Regions from separate parts of the Mus musculus genome. Here region 2 is linked to region 1. Evidence: chromatin loops called from intact Hi-C (ENCODE). Cell type or tissue: heart. All regions are shown on one strand.

The links. Hi-C counts contacts between places; a loop is a spot of excess contacts. Peaks named below come from ENCODE experiments on the same cell type or tissue, not always from the same donor. Only the 100,000 strongest peaks of a DNase experiment are listed, where the experiment ranks them.
Region 2: it touches region 1 in a loop (4-fold over the local background); 3 of 42 quality-filtered maps call a loop at or near these places.

Annotation. Positions count from the first base shown.
Region 1 is chr14:76,618,647-76,626,646 of GRCm38, reverse strand. No RefSeq gene overlaps it. Among named protein-coding and RNA genes, the nearest start is that of 1700108F19Rik, 55 kb to the left of the region's middle. In heart, no CTCF peak of the experiment used is centred here; DNase peaks (open chromatin) are centred at 3,446, 3,816 and 4,496; H3K4me3 peaks cover 1,349 bases; H3K27ac peaks cover 5,777 bases.
Region 2 is chr14:76,816,267-76,824,266 of GRCm38, reverse strand. The region is part of intron 1 of Gm30246 (a long non-coding RNA gene); the gene reads right to left. Among named protein-coding and RNA genes, the nearest start is that of Gm30365, 17 kb to the left of the region's middle. In heart, no CTCF peak of the experiment used is centred here; DNase peaks (open chromatin) are centred at 4,446, 5,346, 5,726 and 6,616; H3K27ac peaks cover 4,533 bases.

The DNA.
Region 1 (8,000 bases):
TACTGAGTGTTTGTTCCAAACTCTGCCATCATGCAGCAACTAGCCACGGTAAGGAATATTTGCGACATGAAGACTGGCCTATGCTACAGAGCAGGGCTTCTCCCAGACTCTTGCCCGCAAAAGACCATGATTAAGTATTCACCATCACGCCCCTGCCCACGGTGGTACTGCTGTAGGCTGTGCAGAGAAGAGGGTTGGTGAGGATGCTTGTAGAACCTCATTATGATAAAAACAAAAAGACCAAGACAGAAACTGAAGCTCCACAAGTCAAGGATAAACCGGCAGCAAGAACAGCTTTCTTCCCTTGCCTAACATTTTCCCAACACAAGCTTTTTAGACTGCTCCAGCCCTCTGAAATTGCTACTATTTCAAATAAATGTTTTATTTAGCTCTGTGAATAAGGCTGCTTCAGCCAGAGAAGACAGAGCTTATATGAGCACATAAAATCACTCTGCGAATATAGTGCTTTCCCTTGAAGGCAATCACAGGCATTCTCTTTATTCCTGTGAACACATTGCGAAGGTGGCAGAATGGCAGAGAAAAAACGGGAACGCGCTAAGTTAGAAGTCACAGCAGTAGGTATACCCTGTGGCTATTAAGATAAAAAAATATAGATTTTTCTTCCCATCCTGGGAAACCTCTGCTTTAGGACCACAAGCTGTCTTAAGAAGGTTCTGGAACTGGTCTCCCATCACCCCTGTTGTGTTGTGGTGGATGTGCAGTCAGGGGTGGGGTGGGGGATGGGGGTGCCTCCGTGGGCCTGTGCTGAGGCATCCCTTCCCCCCTGAGATACCAGCCACACTAAGGATATAGTTTGGAAGAGTTTCGTGCCACGGGGAGGGGAGCTGAGGGAGCAGAGACAGAGATAGGCACAGAGGGGAGGAGAGGGGGAGGGGGAGGAGCTGGCCATGAGCACGTGGACAGAGGGGTGAGGGGAATGGAGAGACAGGGTAAGAAGGGAGAGGACAAAACTGGAGTAAGAAAGAAGAGAGCAAGGAGGGGGCAAGCAGCCCCTTTTATAGTGAATCAGGCACACTTGGCTGTTGCCAGGTAACTGTGGGGCGGGAGCCTAGACAAAATGCCAAAACCCCCATTTCTCACAAAGGAAACTTCCCACTGTTACCCTTCTTCCTCATTCCCTGGGTCCCTTGTTTTTAGCCTGGAGTCCGCAGACTTAGCCTGAGGAGTCCACAGTCTCAGAAAGCTCACTAGGGAGCCAGGGTCAGGACTGGAGATGGGCCTCTGGGTTAGGGGGTCTTTTTGCTGATTTTGTAGTTAGGCTCCTCCCTGAAGACACCTCCTACTACACTGGCTGTATTGCCCCACCAAGGTCCCATGTGGCCTCTTGTCCTCCCCAAGCCTTTCCTTCCAGGGGCTCTGGGTCTTTCAAACTGGCCTTGGGAATACTAGTCAATTTATACTTAAGTCTCTTTCTGTTTCCCAGGACCCATCTGTGCTGCCTTCGGAGCTGACAGCACAAGGTCACTGATAGCAAGGATCAAGGTCGAAGAGCTGGGAGCGTAGGGTGTGTGCTCCCAGGCCAGATAAACAGACTGAAGACAGACACAGAAACAAAGGCAGGGAAGCAAAAAAGAATTGCGGAGCCGGAGGGGGTTCCTTCACAAAGACCTTATTTTGTCTGGGGTTGTTTGTGTCTAAGAATCTCAAAAATGTGTTTGTTTTCAATTCCCAGGAGGACAGTTGTTTGACTTTGGGGTCTTTTTTTCCAAGTAAACTTTTCTGAGAGGTGATCCTGGCTCCACCCAAACCAGATCCATACAGTAAGTACGCCCCAAACAAGAACAGCTGGGCTGGGCAGGGGTGACATGGCCAAGAGCATTGTCAGCGGGAACATGTGTCTCTGCTAACCTCTAATGGATGCTGGACTGGGCAGGACCCAGCTTTGTTTGGTAGAGAGGCCTCAGAACCCAGCAAAGTTGCCTGAGCACCAGAGATCACAACAGGTATCCCTCCAGGCTACCTCTGAGCTTCTCATTCAGATGGGAAGTCCTGGGGTGGAGAATTTCTATCAGGGGCCCACAGAGCCACTCTGGGAACCTCTGAAGCAATCAGTAGTAGTAGCCTACACGGGACATGCAAAATAAAAATAAGCCAGTTGCGAGGAATTGCGAGACCAGAGCTGGGGAGATGGCTCAGTGGGCAAAGCCCTTGGCAAATGTGAGACTGAACTCAGACCTTAAAAGTACATGTAAAGCCGTGCATGAGTGGTAAAGCCGCACATGCGTGTAACCGCAGTGTTCCTGTGGCGAGAGGGGTGAAGAAGGCAGGATGATTCCCAGAAGTTCACGGGCCTGTTAGCCTGCATCAAAAGACCCCATTTCGAGCAAGGTAAAACGCAAGAACCAACACACCTGAGGTTGTCCTCTAACCTCCATCCAGCAGTGCCATGCACCCAAAAGTATACACACACACACACACACACACACACACACACACACACACACACACACACACACACACGAGAGGGTGGGAGACACTACCCCATTGTATGATGGGAGAGGAGAAACAGGCTTTCTCGCCTTAATTCCATCCCAGCTTCTATAGACGGTGTCGGGGTACCCATTCAGGAAGCCATTCAGCCTGACCACGTGTTCAGTTGCTCTGAGCACGGGGCATTTCGTGGCTGGGAAAACCAAAGCAAAATCACCGAGAGAGAGACCCAGGCTCTCGTGGGCTTACAGAAGGTGAAGTCTAGGGCCCTGGCCCTAACCTCTTTAGAACTAGGGAATTCTGCTCCTGCGCAGTAAAAGAGATCACGTGGTCTCCTTCCTCCTCTGCTTGCGACATGGGTGTTAAGAGAGTCTAGCTGCCACCCTGCAAAAAGGTGTGAGTGTTACGACATCTGGCACAGTAGAAAACATTCTTTTAAGGTGACTGTCTGCCTTGGCCACTTGAGGCAAAGAGGTAGAGGCCAGTAGTCTAGAAACTTCTAGACCCTCTTGCCCACATGGTAAACTGCTGAGCGAACCCTGATAAATTAGAGCTGTCAGCCAAAGAAATAGAATATAAAGGACGGCCTGAAGAGAAGGGGGAGGGGAAGGAGACTGTCGGTAGAGACCTTTGCTGGGGCCCACTGGTACTTGGGAGGCAGTTAGCAGAAGGAGCTGGGTTGGGGTGGGGGTGGGGATGGGAGAAGTGTTTGCCCCTCAATCGTTATTCAGAGACTCCTAAAGTCACAAAACCAGCAGAAAATGTCTCTGAAGATTTTCTCACCCACACACTAGACAACCCCTCTCTCCCTTCACTGCACCCCAGCAGTTTTCTTTAAGAAGCCTTCTATTGTGTTTTTATCAGAAGGAAAGCAACTAAAGGGTAAGTGCTCGCCTAAGGAAAATCCACAGTAGGAGAGAGTCTCCCAGGCTTGCCCCACCCGCAGCTATCCTGGCTGGATCCCTGATTCTGTCAGTTCACAGGCTCTGACATAAAAGGCAGGAAGTTAACACACTCTACACAAAGCTCCTTAGATGTCAGGAAATTAACCTGGGAAATCAGAGCCAACAGCCATTAAAGGCACTGCAGTCTGAGTTCAGAAATCAGTATGGCGTTAGATCAAAAGCTGTTTGTCGGGTATCCCAGGCTGGGCTCTGCCCAACTGCACACCCCCTAAAACGCCAGGCAACAGGGCTGCATGCCCGTGTGATGGGCGCTTTCCTGTTGCAGGGCTTAATTCTCTATCGGTTCTATAACTTTTAACCCTCTTTGCCTTAGAGGTCTGAATGCCTGCCCTTGGCAAATCTGGCCCCAGAAGAGCAGCTGGCCGGCCAGCTACTTCCTTATAAGGGAAGACAGCCAGGGGGGGGTCCAGTAAGGGGCCCCAGAAGAAACAAAGAAAAGCCTTATAAGGAGAAAGAGGGGAGGCAGCCTGAGGAGTCCAACCTTCCCAGCTAAGAAAACAAATGGCCTTGTGGAGGACAGAAGGTCAGCCCGGAGCAAACCGCAAGGCTGTGAGAATCATTATTTATGCACACAGCGATAATAACATAGCTCTGAGTCTCTGCTCTCTTATCTTTGCAATGGAGGGGTTGGGTTAGAGTAAGTGCCATGCCATCCTGCGATGTGTGAACAACTCTAACATTTACATCCACCTAAATGGTCTTGGGCTTTTCTACACCACCTCCCTTCACCTCTAGCCCATAGGATGCATGACATATAGACCCATTCTATAGAAGAGAAAAATGGAGGCACTGTAAGGGGAAAGGCGTTTGCCCAGTGTCACTTGCCAAACCCTCATTTTACTCACTCCTGGCTCCAGAGAGGGTGATAGCGACATAATACCATGTCCCTTATAAGTGCACCTTCAAACATTTGCAAGAATAAGCTCTCCATGGTACAATCTCTGGCCTTTTAGAATCAAAAGATGCAAAGGTCAGAGGGGACCCAGTTCAGGTTATGGGTCTGTCGATAAACAGCACAGGAAATGCAAACGTCGTCGCAGCGGTCTTTGGCGCTCCAAGTCCTCTTCCTAGGTGGGCAGAGGGACGGTGAGTTGCTTTAGCTAGGAGGATGCAGGCTGGCTTGTTGACATAGCTCCAGCCATCTGAGAGGAAAGAGCCTCAATAAAGAAAATGCCTCCAACAAGATCAGGCTGCAGGCAAGCCTTTGTAGGGCATTTTCTTAATTAGTGATTGAATGTGGGAGGGCCCAGCCCATTGTGGGTGGTGCCATCCCTGGACTGGTGGTCTTGGGTTCTATAAGAAAGCAGGCTGAGCAAGGAAGGCATGGAGAATAAGTCAGTAAGCAGCCCCCCTCCATGGCCTCTAAGTCAGCTCCTGCATCCAGGTTCCTGCCTGGATTGACTTCCTTCAGTGGTGACCAGTGCTGTGGAAGTGTAAGCCCAAGGACCCCTTCCCGCGAGGACTTGACTTTTGGCCATGGTGTTCTCATGGCAGCAATAGAAATCTTAACTAAGGCAAGGAGAGAGAATGGAACCCTGCTCCTTCCCTGCCTGAGTGTGGGTCCTGTGCTATGGGCCAGAGGGTCTCCACCCAGCACTGACTCAACTACAGTCACTTTGTCGGACCAAATCAGAGCAGCTTCTCCCACAGGTTGGGTTGAAACCTGGAAAATACCACAAGCCATACAACTACTGCATCTATAATTGTTCCCAGGAGAGAGAGAGAGAGAGAGAGAGAGAGAGAGAGAGAGAGAGAGAGAGAGAATATCAGTCAACAGAGAAGGCGGGGCTACAAGAAACTTGCGCATGCAATTATAGAGACCACAAGTCCTAGGCGTCACAGGCAGGATGCTGGAAGCCCAGGAGGACTGATGATAGAGTAGTGTCTGTAATTTACAGGGCTGTCAGGCTCTACAAGGAGGAGGACCAGCCTTTTTGTTATATTCAGGGTTTCAATTGATTGAGACAATATATCAGCAGGGATAAACACCCAAACACACACACACACACACACACACACACACACACACATTTCTGCTTTACTCAGTTGTGTTGGCTTTCCATTGCTAAGACGAGCACCTGTGGAAATTAACTTAAAAGAAGGTTTATTCTGTGTCATGGGTTTATAGTCAACAGTCACTTAGTCCTTCTGTGAGAGACCTGTGGTGGCAGGATATGGCATGGCAGAAGCCCGTGGCAAAGGAAGCCTGTTCAGCCCGTAGCAGCTGAAAAGCAAAGAAAGGGACTAGAAGAATCCGAGTTTCCCTTATCCTCTCCCAAGGACATTCCGCCAACGACTTAACTTTCTCTGGCTATGTCTTACCTATTGAGAGTCCAGCACTACCTCTAAGAAGCTTTAACACAGTAGCTCTTGGGAGACAGTCCGATTCTAAACTGTAGCCCTGATATGAAAACAGCCCAAAGAAACACCCCGAACAGCGTCGGTTATCAGTTTGGGCAGCCCTGGTTCAATCAAGTTGATACATAAAATGAGTGGTGACGGTCACGTAGAGAAGGGTCAAGTCAGCACAGGGACACGCCAGAATCAGAGGAGGCTGAAAGTGTCAGAGGCTGCCACCAAAGGCAACATCAAGAGAAAAGCCTAGACCATTCTCCGTGAGAGAGAGAGAAGAGGGATGGGACAGATAATTTCTGGAGCCTTTCCAGGTCCCCAAGACACCGTGCATCTTCCCAGCCCTGTCCCTAATGAAGTTCTGTGCGTGGAACTCTTTCTAACTAAGCTAGCCTGGATTAGAGCAAGGGCATCATGAATCTCCACAAATTATCAGGTAACCCCATTCTTAAAGTTTAGAAGCAGCTGTGTCCCACAGGACGAATCATCCTGGCTGTCGGGCCATCACACTGCACAACACTTGATCCTCTTCCTAGGTAACTTACTGCTATGGCGTCGACTACTTGTATGCCTGCAAACAACCAGCACAACTGAAATAAGGTGTGAGTACTAGGGACTGAAAATGGTTTGGGTTTTGTTTTGAGACAAGGTCTTAGATATACCAGGCTGGTTTCCAACTCTTCTGATCCTCCTGCCTCTGTCTTCAGGGTGCTGGCATGATACCTGAGCACCACCACTCCCTGCTCACGGGATGCTAGGGATCAAGCCCAGGGCTCTATGCGCAACAGGCAGGCCCTCTGCCAACTGAGCTGCATCCCCAGCCCTGAATAAGCCATTTCAATCTGTCAGGATAAGGAGCAAAAAAGGAGCCACTCAGACAGCGAGGGGTCACACCCACCTGCCCAGCACCTACACCACTGTCCAGGTTTGCTCTCTTAATTGTTTCTCTCCATGTTTTCTAGAAGAAATCAAATCTTAATTGACGTCATCTTTTTAAATAGAAATTTCTGTCTCTTCTACATTAGCTCTTCGGAGGACAAGGCTCTATGACATATACAAGTATATGTGTGGCCTGCCCAGGACACAGTATCTGGTGTGTTGTAGATATACAATGTATTTTTTTTCCATTTTTTATTAGGTATTTAGCTCATTTACATTTCCAATGCTATACCAAAAGTTCCCCATATCCACCCACCCCCACTCCCCTGCCCACCCACTCCCCCTTTTTGGCCCTGGTGTTCCCCTGTACTGGGGCATATAAAGTTTGCAAGTCCAATGGGCCTCTACAATGTATTTTTAAGTTCACCTCTTAACTACCTCTCACAGAGGAAAGCTCATCAGGCAGACCGAGCCATTGACAACAGTATTGTTCAGATGTTGCTGCAGTAACAGACAACCTGAACATTTCAGCGGTTACCTCAGCAAAGGTTGACATCTTATCAATACTCATGGTTCGGCTACAGTCTTTCTAAAAAACTCTCCTTTGTTCTAAGACTCAACAACAAAGAGAAAGAGAGACAGTGGGGCCATGTTGTGACTTTTAAAGTGCCTCAACAAGGGTGGCACAATTCCCTGTACTCACGTTTTGCCAGCCCAAGCAAATCTCATAGCCAAGTCTGACGTGACTGGGGCAGGAATACAATCTTTCCACGAGAGTGAGGGATGCCAAAACTCACACGACCATGCCTGGCACCATGGGACAGGGCTATGTAATCCACTATCAGACAGAGACACCAAAATTATGAATGTGAGCAGTACATAGTATGCCATCTGACACACACGTGCACTCTCTCTCTCTCTTTCTCTCTTTCTCTCTCTTGCGCGCACACACACACACACACACACACACACACACACACACATACACGACAGGAAAGCTGTGTGCGTGGTTGAGGATCTAACTAATTGGAGAAACACTCTAAAGCAAGTCTAGATCTGAGGTTTTCCCCAGGACACCACAGCTGTTTCCTGGTCCTCAGGCCGAGGGAGAGGCACCGCCCGACCCTGCTCCAATGCTCCAGGTCAGCTCTCAGTGGTGTCCCATGGAGTCCTCACAGAAAAACATTTGGCCCTTGAATGTTTTATTCATAAAGATCATATGTCCAAGGGAACACGAGCTAGCCAAGTCAGATGAAATTAACGAGCGTAAATCAAGAAATGCAGACCGAGCCAAAATGGGAATTTTCAGAAAATGAAGTAATCACAAACAGTGCCTTGGTTTACTTAGACCGC
Region 2 (8,000 bases), 200 kb before region 1:
AAAGTAGAGAAAGCCAAGTCACTCCCAAGGATACCACATACCCAGAGCTTTGTAAAACTCCTCCCAGCCATCTAGACTCCATGCTCTTGCAAACTGCATGTACAATGGTCTCTTTTAAAAAAAATGATGCAATTAAAGTCCTTAGTCCCTTCTGTTCCTTTTCCTCTTTTCTTATATTCCATTTCTGGTTGTTTGAAGCTTGTGATGGCATAGTATTTCATTAAGGAGTGAACTGGAAAGTCAAAGACAGTGAGGCATGTTAGCCAGGCAGGGCTGCCTAGGCTCCAGCCCAGAGTGCAGGAAAGCCTTCCTCTCCCCTTGCTCACAGGGACTGCTTTGCCTTGGCCCCTGGGCTCATTCAGTAAATATTTTCCATCTTTTTCATTTACAGTCTACATTTCAGAACATTTGTAGCTGCATGTGGGGAGCCGCACTCACATTTGCCATTATAAGATGGCGCTGACAGCTGTGTTCTAAGTAGTAAATAATCTGCACATGTGCAGGGGCAGTTTTCCCGCCATGTGCTCTGCCTTTCTCGTGATGACAACTGGGCCGATGGGCTGCAGCCAATCAGGGAGTAACACATCCTAGGCGGAGGATAATTCTCCTTAAAAGGGACGGGGTTCTGGCACTCCCTCTCTTCGACTCTTCGTCTCTTTCTCTTCGTCTTTTCCTCTGCTCTCTGCCTCTCTCTCTCTCTCTGCCCCTCTCTCTGCCTCTCTCTCTGCGTCTCTCTGCGTCTCTCTCTCTCTTCCTCTCTGCCTCTCTCTGCCGAGCTCTTCCTCTCTTGCTCCTGAGTAAGCAATAAAGCTTTGCCGCAGAAGATTCTGGCTTGTTGCGTCTTTCCTGGCCGGTCTCGAACGCGCGTAAGAGCTGCATAGCAAACTTGAGCAGAAAGTACAGTGGCTCCCATTTGGCCATGTTTGTTACTATGGATGAACCCACACTGTCCCCATCATTTTTGTCCCCTTATGGGGTAACCATCTGGAATGTGTGTTCGCCCGGTTTCAGCTACTTGGTTTAGGAGTCTCTTTTGGCCTGCAGTTCAAACATAAAGACTCTGCCTTTTGCTCAGCATTAATTCTGGCCTTTAACCAGCCTCCATAGTTCACTTACCGCTGAACTTTGACCCGTCTGGCTCGTTTCAGTGTTTGCCTGCTCCCATCTAGGTAATTGACTTTAGTACTTCATTGGAAAGGGAAATGAGGACAGGTCTCTGTCTCTGGACGTGTAAATGCTCACATTGTCACCTTGCATCTGAAGTCGTTGGGATGCTGCTCACACAAAGTGCGCTTCCCTCCTGCCCACCCAGCCAAGGTCTGGCCTGTCGCCACTGCATCTGTGAAGACCATCCTAACAAGTACCATCCTGAAACATTTTTTCCTCTTTGGCACCATGTCTGGCATCAGACTGGCATCTCAGAAAAAAAAAAGTTAACCCTCACTGAGTTTCAGTTCCCCTCATTTGCAAGTAAGGACCCAAACATTTCTAGAGTGGCTTTGTAGGTACATGTAAATATGTCCAAATATGGCCACTAGAGACACAATAGATTTATATTCAATCTCAATGGACCCTCCCTCCTTGCCTACTCAACAAACGGTGTCTGGAGGATAGATGCACAGGCAGTGTAAGAGATTAAACTATTTTAAAATGGGCATGGATTATTGCAAAGGAAATTATCTCAGGGGTAGCAAGTCCTTCTCGGGCTTCTGAAGAAAAAGGAGCAAAAATGTTGCCTGAGCAGGTCAGCTGAAAACCACTAGCAAATTGTATGAGAAAATGGTGTGATGGGGTCCTGCCTCTCCAGGAGTTGTATCCATCTCTGTCCCTTGTGGATATAGGAAAATAAAACACAAAGTGATTGCTTAGGAACATGAACAGGCAGGTGCATGTATTGGCAACGAGAATGTGGGCTACACTGGGGCAGACATCGAGGGAGGGGTAAGAGAATGGGTCTTGAGAGGGTGGGTGCAGAGGGAGCCATAACTCTGAGCACAAAGAAAAAACCTTCTCAGAGCTATCAAAAGCCGACGATGAGACACGACATAATTCCGTCTGGACACCAAAGAGGAGGCTCATTATGGCGCATCGACTATCTGGTGGGAGTGTGGAATGCCTCTTATCACAAGTGAAGAGTTAATAGAGGACTTTGAGCCGGCACATGACCTGATGGCTGAGCTATTGGAGCAACACAGGCCACAGGGAAAAGGCTGGAGGGTAAATTGTAAGTCCAGCATTGCCATAGTTGCCCTGGTAAGAGCAGCATAGGCCGAAAATGGCAGCTGCAGAATGGGGCAGAAGGATTTGTCTGTGACCTCTGCTGTTGGGTTCTTTCCTAACACTATTACATGGCAGACCATGGGTGTTTAAATGTTTTTTTCTTAAACCCAGTTAAGTGCTTTAAAACCCCACTTAAAAGTGACAGAAGATAATAAAATTAGATTGACTCTGGAGGATTTTTTTTTTTTTTTTGAGAACCACTGTAAAGCATTTAACTGGGACACTTGCTCCACCCCACGCCATCAAAGAAGGATCTTTACTAAGAATGTAAGATAACACCACAACCGGAGCTGTTTCTCTCAGCCAACAAAGAGAAGAGCTGTGATGGTGAGCGTGGCTGGTCTTGTACAGTACACGGGTATACAGTGATAGCTGAGCATGTACGGCACACGTGCTCAGCTTGGGCAGAAAGAGAAACACTTCTTAGAGTGTTTTTCCAGAAATGTGTAAGGGGACTGCATAGGTGAGGGATGGCATGGGCAAGGGCACGGCATTGAATTTTATGTTAAGGACCCGGGCTCTGCCAGGGAAGGAGGGGACAGAGATAGAGCTGGGAGCCCTGCACCTGTCACCTCTGCTCATGAAGCTGAACTCAACTCTAGCCTCTCCAGCCACATGCAGTATAAGCTAAAGAGAGATGTGCCCATACATTTCTGACTGAAGGGCTTTGGGAGGGATGTGCTGGGATGTTTTAGATGGAGGAAAGGATCTTTGGCGGTTTAGATGACCTTACATTAAAAGGTCTGGTCCCCAGTGTGACCACACTTAGGGGTGCAGCTGTGGGGAAGGAGACCAGATAATGAAGGATCAGCCTTCATCGGGGACAGGATTCAGGGAGTGACGGAAACATGAGCAGATCGGGAGCTAATATCCTGAGACTCCACCTCCACCCCACAAATCCACCGGAACAAAGGGAGGAGAACTCCTGACAAGACCCTGGACCTTTTGATGTCTCCTGCTGTCCAACAGAGCAGAGCTCTAGTGGGATGACGTAGGCCCCTTCCGTGTCCTAGGTGGAGATGGCTTCCCTCTGTGATCTCCGTGAGGGTCTAACGGAGCAACTTAACAATTCTACCTACCAGTTCTCATGTTCCTTGGCAAAGCCTATCTCAAAGGCTTCACAAAAATTGACTTGGAGTGGTGATGGAATTAAGGAGAGAAGAAATGTTGCTTGTTAGGTGACTAGAAGCTGGATTTTCACAGTTCCGGGAACATACGGAAAGATGAGGGAGAAGGGGAGAACTCCCAAATTAGGAAGCTTGCAGTGGGTCATGCTATTATTTACTTATTCACCCATCCATTCATTCACCTGTTCATTTATTCCCTGGGTCTCTACCTTCACAGAAACTGCGAAAGAAGGGAGACTGTCATCGTGGTTCCCCAACTGGTGTCACGATAGAGAACTGATTTTCTGGGCAAGTGGCTGGAGTGTAGCAGGAAGAAGATGGAGCAGTCAGTCCTGAGTGGGTTTACACTGGCTCGCCCTGTGGCTCCCTGAGTCTGCGCTGAGGCTCATCACAGACGTTTCTGAGAAGGGGGATGGAGGGCCTCATTTCCTCACTGGCCTATGTGGATGACAAGTTTTGACATTAGGGCCTTTCAGTGAGATGCCTGTTTTCAAGGAGGGCTGGAAGCTTTTGTTCAAGTCTCTTCTGGAGTAAGCCTTGAGTTATTCTGCTCAGAGCACCTCACCTAATCATTACTGGCAACTATTCAGGTGTGATTCTAGTGCCTTTATGCACGCACGCACACACACACACACACACACACACACACACAGAGAGAGAGAGAGAGAGAGAGAGAGAGAGAGAGAGAGAGAGAGAGAGAGATGAGGCTCAGAGATCTGCAGTCAGCAGCCCAAGATGCTATGTGTTGGTACAAGGGTGGAAACGCAGCCGCTGGCTCCAGAGCCTGTTTGTTTGCCCTGTCACGACAGTTAGTGCTCCACGGAATGCTTACCCAGGGGGAAAGGATACCTTTAGCAAGCGCTTTGTGCTCTGTTGGCCTCATCTGACTCCTCTTATTTTTTGGTGCTGACACCACTTGCCTCCCACCCTGCAGCTGCCTCTTTCTGGCTCATGCCTTCTTGGGAAAACTTGGCAGGCCTCTGGAATTGGATGTTTCTGCTGGGGCGAAAATATCCGCGTTAGGAACTCAGCTCACGCAGATTAAGCCCTTTGTCCTGAATGTCCAGAAGGAAGTCCAAGTCTCTGAAGAGGTACTGGAGCTCAGCCAGGGTGACCTTTTGTCAGGGAACACCCCTTTATGGACACAAGGGACAGACAGACTGTTCGCTGCTCCTTGGCTGAAGCTGCCCAGTTGCTTAAAAAAAGAAAAAAGAAAAAAGAAAAGAAAAGAAAAAAACCTTCCCCACTCTCCACTCCTGAAACTCCTATAAGGTATTTGGTAAGTCTCAAGTTAGAAATGACTCCTCTAGGACAGCTACCCTCCTGGTCCCGTCCTGGTGGCCTCAGACCCCTGCCTGGGCCCCTACCACATACATTTTCTCTTTCAGTATGCTTACCCTTTAGGCTACTTCCCTACTCTAACTTGTGTACTTCCAGGAGAAGAAAACATGAAGAGTCTCCGGTACTGTAAACTTTAAAGGTCACTTAATTTGATGTGTATTGGTGATTTGCATGCATGTGTGTACACAGTGTGCACGCCCGGTGCCCACTGAGGTCAGCAGAGGATGCTGAAGCCCCTAAAACTGGAGTTACAGATGGCTATGAAGCATCACGTGAGCGCTGGGAGCCAAACCCAAGTCTTCTGCAAGAACAGCCGGTGCTCTTTAGCATTGAGACCCCTATCCAGTCCCCACGATGTTATAAACTTTTAACAAGGGTGGAGTATATAATGAATGGATATGTCCAGTCTAGGTTTTTGTTGAGGAGTTTAAAATAGTAGAGTTTCCATCTGGAACACAGAGAGGATCAGGCACCTCCTATCCTAGTTTCTAGAACATTCCCACGCCCCCTCATTAGACCTCAAAGATGAACCTCTTCATAGCTAGTACAGAAACACCTTGGGAGGGGCATCTTTTTCTTTGAAGGGGGAAGCTTTAGAGGCAGTCATACCCTGGATCTGTGCCCGTGCTTCAGGCTAGGAGCTGGTGGGTTGCAGCAGAGAGGAAGGAATCCCATTCAATAACATTTCTTTCAGGCAGTTGTGTCTAAGGATGTGCACAGTTGGTGAACCAGGACTCAGGGCACTCACTCCCACTCCATGGTGTGTGCACTTGTGTGATCTTGAGTTCTTTCAGACGTATGGTTTAGAGGTAGCCTGGGAAACTGTGCCAGCTCTGAGCAGACACAGCACAGCAGATGAGAAACACTGAAGACAGAAGTCCCTCTCCCTGCAGCAGCGTGACAGTGCAGAGGGTGACAGAGTATGCATGAAGCTGCCTTCCCCCGTGCCCTGCTGAGCAAACATCTGCTCTGTGCCACTCCTGGGGTTAGGCTGAGTCAGGAGCTACGGTAACCCTCAACACCGTATTCCAACTCTTGGGCTATTACCTTTCGGAACTCTCCTGTGCAGGTCACCTCCACACTACAACGCTCTTAGCGGTGGTGATGCAACTTCTCACAGCTCCCGGGTCCCCATGGAGTGCCACTGCCCTTTCTGTGAGCTCTTCCTGTTTACATTTCACTGGAGAACACACTATGCAGAATGTGAAGTGGCTTGGAGCTGGGACTGGTGGCTGGGCAGGCTGAAGGCTGAGGTCCTTGCTTCTGCTTGAATGTGGGTTCTTTGTTCTCCGTGGCCCCATTTTCTTCACTTGAGCAAAGCCCTCACCTTGTAGGCTAATGTAGGGACAGAAGCTACGGTTATCCACCTAAACTGCATACCAGAGTTATCCAAGGAGTCTTAAAAGACTCATTCTCAGGCCCCATTCAGGAATCATTTAATTTAGAGTCTTGAAGAGTGAGTCTAGGCGCTGACATTTTAAAACTCCCCAGGTAACTATAGGCATACTCTAAAAAGTACATTTGTCTCATGTCCAGCGATACTCTACACCATCTGGAAGACACTCTGCTTTCAAAATCTAAAGCCCCACTAATGAATGATGCTGATGTTATTCTTGCTGGTATTCTATTATATTAATCTTCTTCTGAGAAAGGATGCTACTGGATTGAAACACCCCAAACTGAGTATCACAGCACCTGCAAGTGATTACAGCTGCCTGGAGGCTGCTCAGTGGAATGACCTTCAACAGCAAGTCCTGAGGACTCCAGCTCCTTACATGCATGCCTGCACTCCTTCACATCCTTGGGGCATGACCTCTTATGGGCACACTTTATGCAACCTGAGCTTGTGCCAATGGAAACACTTCCAGTTGAAGCTCGGTGTCTTCATTTCCAGTACTGAGGGCCTCCTGGGAGGCAGCAGTCGGCTCTTGCATCCCAAGTTACCTTTGCTCTACAGTAAATAGATGAGTCAGAGCTGGTCCCAGCAGGTCAGCTAACCGGCAGTCCTGAGCAATTGTGTCTGGTGGCTTAGGCCATGGGGACAATGCCCTTGGTGCCAATGAGAGAGTCATAAAGTTGAGCAAATTACTCTTTATAGCTGTCTTAGTTTGCTTATGTCTTGATAACAGGGACTGGGTTGGGCTGTGCAATGAGTTTAATTAAGGTCAAAGGAGACTGAAGAGCCCTTCAGTATCCCAGGCAACAGGGATAATTAGAGCGAGAGGTAGCTCTTAAGCTCTACTTCAAGCGGCCATGCCCTTCTTTCTCCCAACTGTGCTCTGAATGCTGACAGCAGGAGGAGCCACTGGAGAGTAGCCCTTCTATGTATCATGATGCAGGAGACTCCAAGGCAGGGATTTACACATCTCTCAAATCTATATACCTCTCATAGAAGGGCCAGAATCATTAGACGACAACAGTTGAATGCCCAGCGGCCACCACCTACTACCAAGATCCATCCAAAGTAGTTGGAATGATCCATCTAACATCACATCAGTTCACTTCACTGCCTGACTTAAAACCCTTTGGTAACTGCCCCTTACCCTTTAATATGGCCTCCAAGCCTATGTTTGATCTAGCAGCTTCCATCCTTTCCAACTCATCTTGCTGCTACACACGGGTAGGTGGGGCTGTACCTCAGCTCCAGGCCTCTGGGGACAGTGTTGTCCCACAAGCCTAAGGTACCATTCTCCAGTGTAGTGTTGCTGACAGTTCTGCCTCTCAGAAGCCATTAGTTTTCAGCTTTCATGACTTCCCTTTGGGAAGCCTTCCCTTTCTCTACCTTTCAGCTCCAGACTCCTGAGTCCCACAAACTGGGAGTCTCTGAACCTCCCGCTTCTCCTTCAGTGTTGCTCTCTGTGACTCGGCAGGCTTTAAGATTCATTACGGAGGCACCTCACCCAGAGCCCAAAGAAATCAGTATTCTTTGCACGAAGGTGGCTAATACATTTAAAATGAACCCAGAACTACGTGTCAAAGCCAAGGTAAAAGCAACATTTCTAGCCGAGGAGAAGACTGCTAGCCATGGAGAAGCAGACCTTGCACCATTTTGTGCAGTGATAGAGAGCCAAACAGTTATCTGTAGGAAAGCCCAGCATAATGGGTCAAGTCCCTGTGAGGTATGAAGTGTATTATTATATATTTTGTCAATATGAAATGCACATTTCACTGGTAATTCTTTTTTACAAGAAAAAAAAAGGCTAGTCTATTGAAGAGGTGAATTCAGAAGGAGCATAATAGTTGAGCATTCTG